Regions from separate parts of the Mus musculus genome. Here all the other regions are linked to region 2. A link is a loop called in an ENCODE intact Hi-C map of the cell type or tissue named here. Cell type or tissue: left cerebral cortex. All regions are shown on one strand.

Evidence for each region. Hi-C counts contacts between places; a loop is a spot of excess contacts. Peaks named below come from ENCODE experiments on the same cell type or tissue, not always from the same donor. Only the 100,000 strongest peaks of a DNase experiment are listed, where the experiment ranks them.
Region 1: a loop joins it to region 2, with 6 times the contacts of the local background. A loop is called at or near these places in 7 of 42 quality-filtered maps.
Region 3: it touches region 2 in a loop (8-fold over the local background); 6 of 42 quality-filtered maps call a loop at or near these places.

The regions. Positions count from the first base shown.
Region 1 is chr12:61,514,742-61,517,241 of GRCm38, forward strand. Gm20063 (predicted gene, 20063) reads right to left here. Exons shown (of 3, transcript NR_045049.1): 2 at 1,060-1,110. Among named protein-coding and RNA genes, the nearest start is that of Gm20063, 5.8 kb to the right of the region's middle. In left cerebral cortex, no CTCF peak of the experiment used is centred here; a DNase peak (open chromatin) is centred at 1,237.
Region 2 is chr12:59,797,034-59,799,533 of GRCm38, forward strand. No RefSeq gene overlaps it. Among named protein-coding and RNA genes, the nearest start is that of Gm22673, 130 kb to the left of the region's middle. In left cerebral cortex, a CTCF peak has its summit at 1,199 (motif pointing right); a DNase peak (open chromatin) is centred at 1,226; H3K27ac peaks cover 212 bases.
Region 3 is chr12:61,521,534-61,524,033 of GRCm38, forward strand. Lrfn5 (leucine rich repeat and fibronectin type III domain containing 5) reads left to right here and starts at 1,634. Exons shown (of 6, transcript NM_001310586.1): 1 at 1,634-2,500. Gm20063 (predicted gene, 20063) reads right to left here and starts at 287. Exons shown (of 3, transcript NR_045049.1): 1 at 1-287. In left cerebral cortex, a CTCF peak has its summit at 1,512; DNase peaks (open chromatin) are centred at 194, 731, 1,058, 1,601 and 2 more places; H3K4me3 peaks cover 2,334 bases; H3K27ac peaks cover 2,405 bases.

The DNA.
Region 1 (2,500 bases), 1.7 Mb after region 2:
ATGAGAACAACAACAACAAAATTCCTATGAGGAAACTTTAGTGCCCTGGAGTGGATTCAGCTTCTTGGCTGGCTGAGGTTGACTACGCTCAGTGATCTCATACAGCAATGCAACGTCAGCCTGGGTTGAATTATTTCTATCCTCTATATTAGATTTCATTTCTATCCTCTACATCAGATTTCTGTCTATGCAAATTCAAATACTTCGGAATGCGAATGAATGGGATACTTGTGTGTAAGGAGTATGTGCACATATATGCATGTATGAGTGTGTGTGTGTGTATGTGTGTGTGTGTGTGTGTGTGTGTGTGTGTGTGTGTGTGTGTGTGTGTGCACGTGCATAGGGAAGCCAGGGGACAGCTTAGGTGTTCTTTCTAATGAGCTGTTAATTCATAATTGTTTCATCAGTCAGGATTTCTCACTAGGACCTGGAGTTTTTAAGTGTTTGGGGTGGGGGTAGTGTAGGTCTCAAATCATGATGCTTCCTTGGAAGCACTTCATTGACTGCGTCATTTTAGTGTTCCTGAAATAGAATTCCTTCTTAAAGTAGTTATTACAGGCAAGGATGTATACTTAGAGTAATTTTTTGAAGGCATGCATGTGTTATAAGCATACCTAATATGTATTAATTATACACTTGTCTGAACTACATGGAGTATTAAAGAACTAGAGCTACTACTATATAAGAAAAAAATGTCCTCAAGAGTTTACTTTGACAATAGCATCAGGATTGATGGAGTGGTATAAATATTACGCAAACAATAGAGAGGAAGATAATTTTCACAACTCTGAATAACCTTCCAAACATCAAGATCATGTTTTATTCTACACGGATTCTAAAACATAATATATATATGTTAATTTTTCCTTTTTTAGGCTGCAAATATCATGGAACATGTCAGAATACAAATATGCACATGGAAACAAAGGGGCTACATATTGAATTAATGATAAATGTCAATTTTCTGATTATAATTTTAGGTAAACAGTGATACAGTACAACCAAATGTCATATTTGATAGAAAAATTACTTATACATTTGGAGTCAAGCTTAACACACCAGGTTCCAAGGCTGATTCATCATCAGTGCACACTGAAGGTCCCCACACTGCTAGAAACAACAAAGAGAACAAATTGTCAATGGATTTTAATCAGGATTGCTAAGTGGAAATGGTGTCTCATCAGCCTGCTTTGTGGCTCTGGTAGCCATTCTGTTTCACCTGTTAAGTACTTCTTGGTTTAAGAATAGGATAAAACATCCTCTGAAATATGATCTACCATACCGAGCAATCTGTTTCATCCATGCTTCGTGTATCTAGCATATGTTCAGTTCAGTATTAAAATAGCAGAGGAAAACTTGTGGTTTCTTAAAAAAAATCACAAAATAAACTGTTAAATTATAGTTTTCCATTCCTTAACACATTACAGTATCAAAGGAATAAGTAAAATAAATATTGTTGGAAACGAGAAAACACAAAAATCAGGAAAGTTTTCTGTTCACATTGTTTCTAATAAGAACTTATTGTTTACTTAAATCTCATTGACACAGCATTGTGACAGGGTCATAGCTGAGACCACAGCACATTCCAGCAGCTCACAGATAGACTCAGTTTCTTTTCCAAAACTGAACAGATTTTGATCAGGACTGTGTCCACCCTCTTGAGCTGTGTTCAGTACTGTAACCTTTCAGTTGGAGCATTTACTTCTTACAGCACAGTATATCAAACACACACTGCAGTAAAGTAAAACAAAACAAAACACTAATCCCTCTGAGAGATTATTTTATCCCTGAAAGTCAAAACATGCACAATAAAAAAGTGACTACGAGTCTATCTATACATTAAAAAAGAAAAAAACAAAAACCAATAACAACTAAATAAGACAGAAAGATTTGTTTCTTTCTAATATGCTTTAATGAAACTTATTTATTACATGACTGGAAAGAGATTGTTTCTGATAGCTAGTTTACAAAGCAGTCATTAATAGGTCTCAGCAAGCCTTAAGTATAGCATTTTTCTAAAATTAATGAATGAATGAATTAATTAATTTGTAAATGTGTACAGACATCTACCTTCACATGCATGTGGTTCCTGAGGACACCAGAGGCGACTAAAAGAAGGTTTTAATCCCTGCTAGAGCTGACTCTGGATAGATATGAGCATTTTTTCACAGTTCTGGGAACCAAACCCTAGACCTAGGTAAGTGCTCTTAACTGCCTAGTCATCTCTCAGCTCAGTATTTGAATTTCAGTCTGAAGCACAAAACCCTTAAGTTTTCAAGAAAATTAGACAAATGATATCCCATGCTATGTTTTGTATTGTTGGGGAACACACTGTTCAGGTATTCTAATGTTGCTTCTAGGGAAGTAAGAGTGAGTATCGTAAAAGCAACCCTGAAGTTTGAGTTGGAAGTCATACAGGACTTGCAGACATTTCACAAGAAATCAGGAGAGACACATCTGGAGTTTATAATTCTTAGTTGAGAAATAAAAATCAATATTA
Region 2 (2,500 bases):
GACATTGTGACCAAGGCAACTCTTACAAAGGAAAACATTTCATTGAAGCTGGCTTGCAGTTTCAGAGGTTTAGTCTATTATCATCATGGTGGGAAGTACAGCAGCATGCAGGTAGAAATGGTGGTGAAGAAGGAGCTGAGAGTTCTACATCTTGATTGCTGGAAGGAAAAGGGGACTGTCTTCCACACTGGGCAGGGCTTGAGCATAGGAGACCTCAAAGCCCATCCCAACATTGCCACAATTCTTTTAACAAGGTCAGGCTATGCCAAGAAGGCCATACCTCCTAATGGTGCTACTCCCTATGAGCCAAGCACACAGAAATCTTGGAGGTCATATTTATCAAACCACCATAGAGCCTGCAGGTCATTTACCTTCAAGCTACTGCAAACACCTTGCCTTTGAATCTCAAGACTGAGTTTTGAGATGAATGCACTCTGGCTCTGTTCTTTGATTCCATTTTGCTGAACTTTAGATGACTGGCAGTAGCATTTGGAGTTTCCTGTAATGACATTCTAATAATAGCAGTTTCAAGTTGCTTTAATGAAAAAGATTCATTGAGTGCTTGAAATTGGTTATTTTGATACAGAGGATAACAGGTACACGTTCTTCGAGATCCACTTGCAGCAGAATTTCCTTTGTTAAAGTGACCCACTTCTGCTGCTTTTCTAAAAATCTATACTACTCTGGACTGTCATTTTTAGAAAGTGCATCGTTCAGCGTGCCTTTAATTGTCTAATAACGATATAAAAAGAAAAAACACACAGTGGTTCATTAGTATTGACAAAAGGACGGCTAAGCAATTGTCCAAAGGGTTGAAGAGTGGAGTAGGAATTGCTTTACTATGAATATATGTTTGAAGGGCATAAGGATTCTTTAGATGCCTTTATCTTACACATAAATCATTATTATTATTATAATGAGTCTCCTCTCACAGTAAAGGCCCTAGCAGCGATTGTTCTGCTTCTGTGACAGCTGGAATTGAGAATGCAGTAAAAGTGAAACGAATTACATTGCAGATGAATTGGGCACTTGTCAATTAAATAGAGAATTATAAGTAAGGCAAAAGCAGACTATAAGGTCTGATAAATATCAGAATCTCACTCAGGAAATCTGGATTTTAAATTGTTCATTTTCTACATTATTACCCTTTAGGTTATGCTATACAGCTTTCAAGAAAGCACCCTTCGGCCACATGGTGGCATCCTTGTAGTTATGATGGCATTTTAAAGCTAACTCCAAGCTAGAGAAGGGAATTCTTGACACATTCCATTAAATGTTCATCTTCAGATGAAGTGTACATGAAGCATTATGCAATTGACCTATAAAGGTATGACAAAACGTTAAATATGCGTTTTCCCTGTGAAAAATCTAAGAATAAATCTGAGCTTAAGAACAATTCCTCCATTCATAATGCATCTGCTTGCCTCTGTATCCGAGGGATTCTCCAATCAAGGACAAAGAGTGACTAAAAATAAAAGTGGGTACTCACAACGATTCAAGTAATTAGAAATGGCAATCTGATATACTGTTAAAATGTACAGTCATGAATGTTATTTCCCCTGACTGCTACAGATTTGAAGTCTTAAGCTCCTCCCTCTGACTAGTCTGAAATTCTTATAATCATGATGACATAGATTAGTTTTCATTTGAAACAATGTTTTCTTCCTGTTTTATGCAATCTATCTATCTATCTATCTATCTATCTATCTATCTATCTATCTATCTAGTTTTTCTGTGCTACAATCTTGGCTGTTGCTGTGTTTTATAAATAAGAAAGAAAGAACCAGGACATGTTTGGTTGAGGCACAGTATGGTGAGGTGGAAGGGGGTACCTCTGCTGGCCCATGTTGAGGCATCCCTTCCCCCTGAGGTACCAGCCATATGACAGATATAGTATAAAATAGAGTCTATTTAGGGCATGGGGAGGGGAGTTGAGGTTGGAGTAGAGATAGAGAAAGGCAGGGAGAGGCGGGAAAGGAGGGAGGGAGGGAGAGAGAGAGAGAGACAGAGACAGAGAGAGAGAGACAGAGATAGAGACAGAGAGACAGCGATAGAGAGATAGACAGAGAGGGAGGAGAGGCCAGCCAGGAACACATGGAGGTGGGAGGGGAATGGGAGAGAGAAGGAACAGAGAGAATAAGAGAGTAAGAGGGTGAGGATGGGGCAAGTAGCCCCTTTTATAGTGAGTCAGGCATACCTGGCTGTTGCCAGGTAACTGTGGGGCAGAGCCTAGAAGCTGTCCTGGTACTCTGTTTTATAAATCAGGCTGGCTTCCAACTCACAGAGATTTGCCTGTCTCTGCTTCCCCGATGCTGTGATTAATGATGTGCATCACCATACCTGGCTTGCATGTTTGTCTGTCTATCTATCTATCTATCTATCTATCTATCTATCTATCTATCTATGTATCTATCTATATCTATTGCCTTGTCGGAATGGTGCTTGGAGTGAAGATTGGACCCAGGCTTATTCTTGATGATGCTGAACTTCTAAATAACTC
Region 3 (2,500 bases), 1.7 Mb after region 2:
CTCGTTTTCAGTTCTGCAATCTACCGCTGAAGACTTGCACTGGAACCTGGAGCCCCGGCGATGTGGCGGAAATGCTTGGAGACTGCGCGGCGGGAATCGCAGCCCCAGCCAATGCTCCTCCGGAATCAAATAACCAGCAAGTAGATCGCATTGCTAAATCCAGGGGCGAACCACCCAGGGATAAACAGGAGTGGAACCTGGTCGGAAGCAAAGAGAGGAGCCCAGAGAAGGGAAGAGAAAACTGGAGCAGTTACCACTTAAAGTACTCCAGGCTGAGTTCATCTCTCAAAAGGCAGCTGTGTGGGTCTTGATTACGCGTGGGTGCCTGTGCGCGCACTTGGATAGGGCCCGTGGGTGTGCCTGAATATGCACGCCCATGTGAATTCGCAAGGCAAGGGTAAAGCCTCAGGGTCTACTGGGAGCAAAATTCCAGAGCATCCTATTCTGGGAGGAACAGTATGGTGCAAATAGGCAAGGAAGTGCTCCTTGATAGCCAGTATCCCCCTACCCACCCCCCCTCAATTCTTCCATGCAGGTTTGGTTCAGGTTGGTGTTTGAACTTAGAGGGAGGCACAGAAACCAAAAATCAAGTGCTCATCAACTCTATCCTGAAAGGACTAGCTTCAAACCACTCCACATACTGTCTTTAGGGGGTTTCTGTGAGCTTGGCTGGGGTCTGAGACTGGGGATTAACTGAGAACCTGGGAATCTTGGCAGGATTCCAAGAGTAAAGCCAGGGAGGGCCCTACCCAATGTTTCCCCAAGAGGCTCTTTTTTTTTTTTTTTTTTTTTTTTTTTTTTTCCTTTCCTCTGTACCACACCTCTCTCTGGCTCCACATCCTTCCCCCAGTGCAGGTGACCTCGGTGGCCAGGCCTTTCTGAGGACTACTCAGGTCCCATAAAGCTCTGTGCACTAAAATGTGGTTAGCTTCATCACTTCTTCATGCCTGGTACCTACTGGGCAGATTCTGCAAAGTAAATGTTCATTTTGGAATCCGCTTCCATCTGATTCATAAGCAACCCCCCCCCACACACACACACACACACACACTCACACACAGACTAGGGAACACTGGAAGTCGGCCTTCAGTGCCTGGGAGTTTCAGCGAGAAGCTCTTAGGCTGGGATTTTTTCCGCCAGGTTGGAGCTAATCACTTGTCACAGTGCCTAATGACACAGCCTGGCTGGGTGACACCTTTTTTTTTTTTTTAATTTTTATTATTTTTTTTTAAATTTAAATCATTATTCCCTTATTCACAGGTCAGTGGGCGACTAGATCAGGCAGTTCATTTCCAACAGAGGGATGCCCCAGAAGTTAGCTTTCTCCCTTCAGGTTTTCCACCGCTTCCCCTCCCCCCTTCCTGCAACGCCCCCGCGCCTCCTCTGCTTAGGGATTTGTAGGCACGGCGCTAACCCTCTCCTTGCGCCCGCGGAAAATCGGTTCTCTGAACACATCCAGCCCGAAGTCTCAAAGGCCGAGAGCACAGCTGCTACTGCTTGGGGTGTCTCCTGTTTCTAGGGTTCTGGGAGGTGCGGCCGTTCTCGTCACTGCAGCTAGGGACCGGCTCTCGGCCGCGCGCCCGCCGCCGCCGCCGCCGCCGCCGCCTCCATGCTGCAGCGCGGAGCGCAGCTCCTCTGGGCCGGCGTTGCCTGCTCGCACCACGCTGGGGAGCGGCTCTCCCAGGCCTGCCGGGGCGGCGGCTGCCTGCCCGGACTGCAGCTTCCCGCCTTGAGCCTGAGCTGAGGACTCGTCCCAGGGCCTCAGCCAGCGGGAGGGGCGCCCACCGCGCTGTGTGCAGCGGCGCAGGGAGGTGGTGAGCCCGTGCAGAGCAGCCGGAGCTGTGTGTGTGTGTGTGTGTGTGTGTGTGTGTGTGTGTGTGTGTGTGTGTGTGTGTGTGTGTGTTCGCCTGCGAGCTTTTCTTCTTCCCTTGAAGATGTGAGATGTGAATGGCTTCTTAGCTAGCTGGTCCTTAGGATTCTGGACTTTGTGGAGCTGTGGGCACAACGCACCCATGTAATTCATGTTGTGTGGTCGGTTATCTTAGGGGAAAAAAAAAAGGCGCAACTCGACGGGGGTGGGGCAGATCCAGGAAACATTCTGGAAAGGAGAAATAGAAAGAGAGAGGCGTAGAAATGTGAATATTGAAAGACCTGAGAAGACTTTTGGAATCTCCCGGCTGGCCCTTCAGTTTTCCCGGCACTAATCTGGAGGTTTTCCACCTTTTCAAGTCATCTTGGTGTTCCTCTAGTGTTTTGTAAGCCTCTTTTCAGCTAGCTGCGTGTGTGTATGCGTGTGTTTGTGCGCCTGTGTATGTGCGCGCGCCTATCAGATGCATTTGACAGTCTTTTTTCCAACTGCCCAGAAGCAAACGTGTTAACTCAGAGATGCCCCTCCGTGCCCAGGTTCTCGCAGAGCATGGAGGACACCCAGACCGGTTTTCCAGGCTGGATTCTGGGAGGCTGATGGGCTGTGAACCCAGGTGTAAGGATCACTTAATCC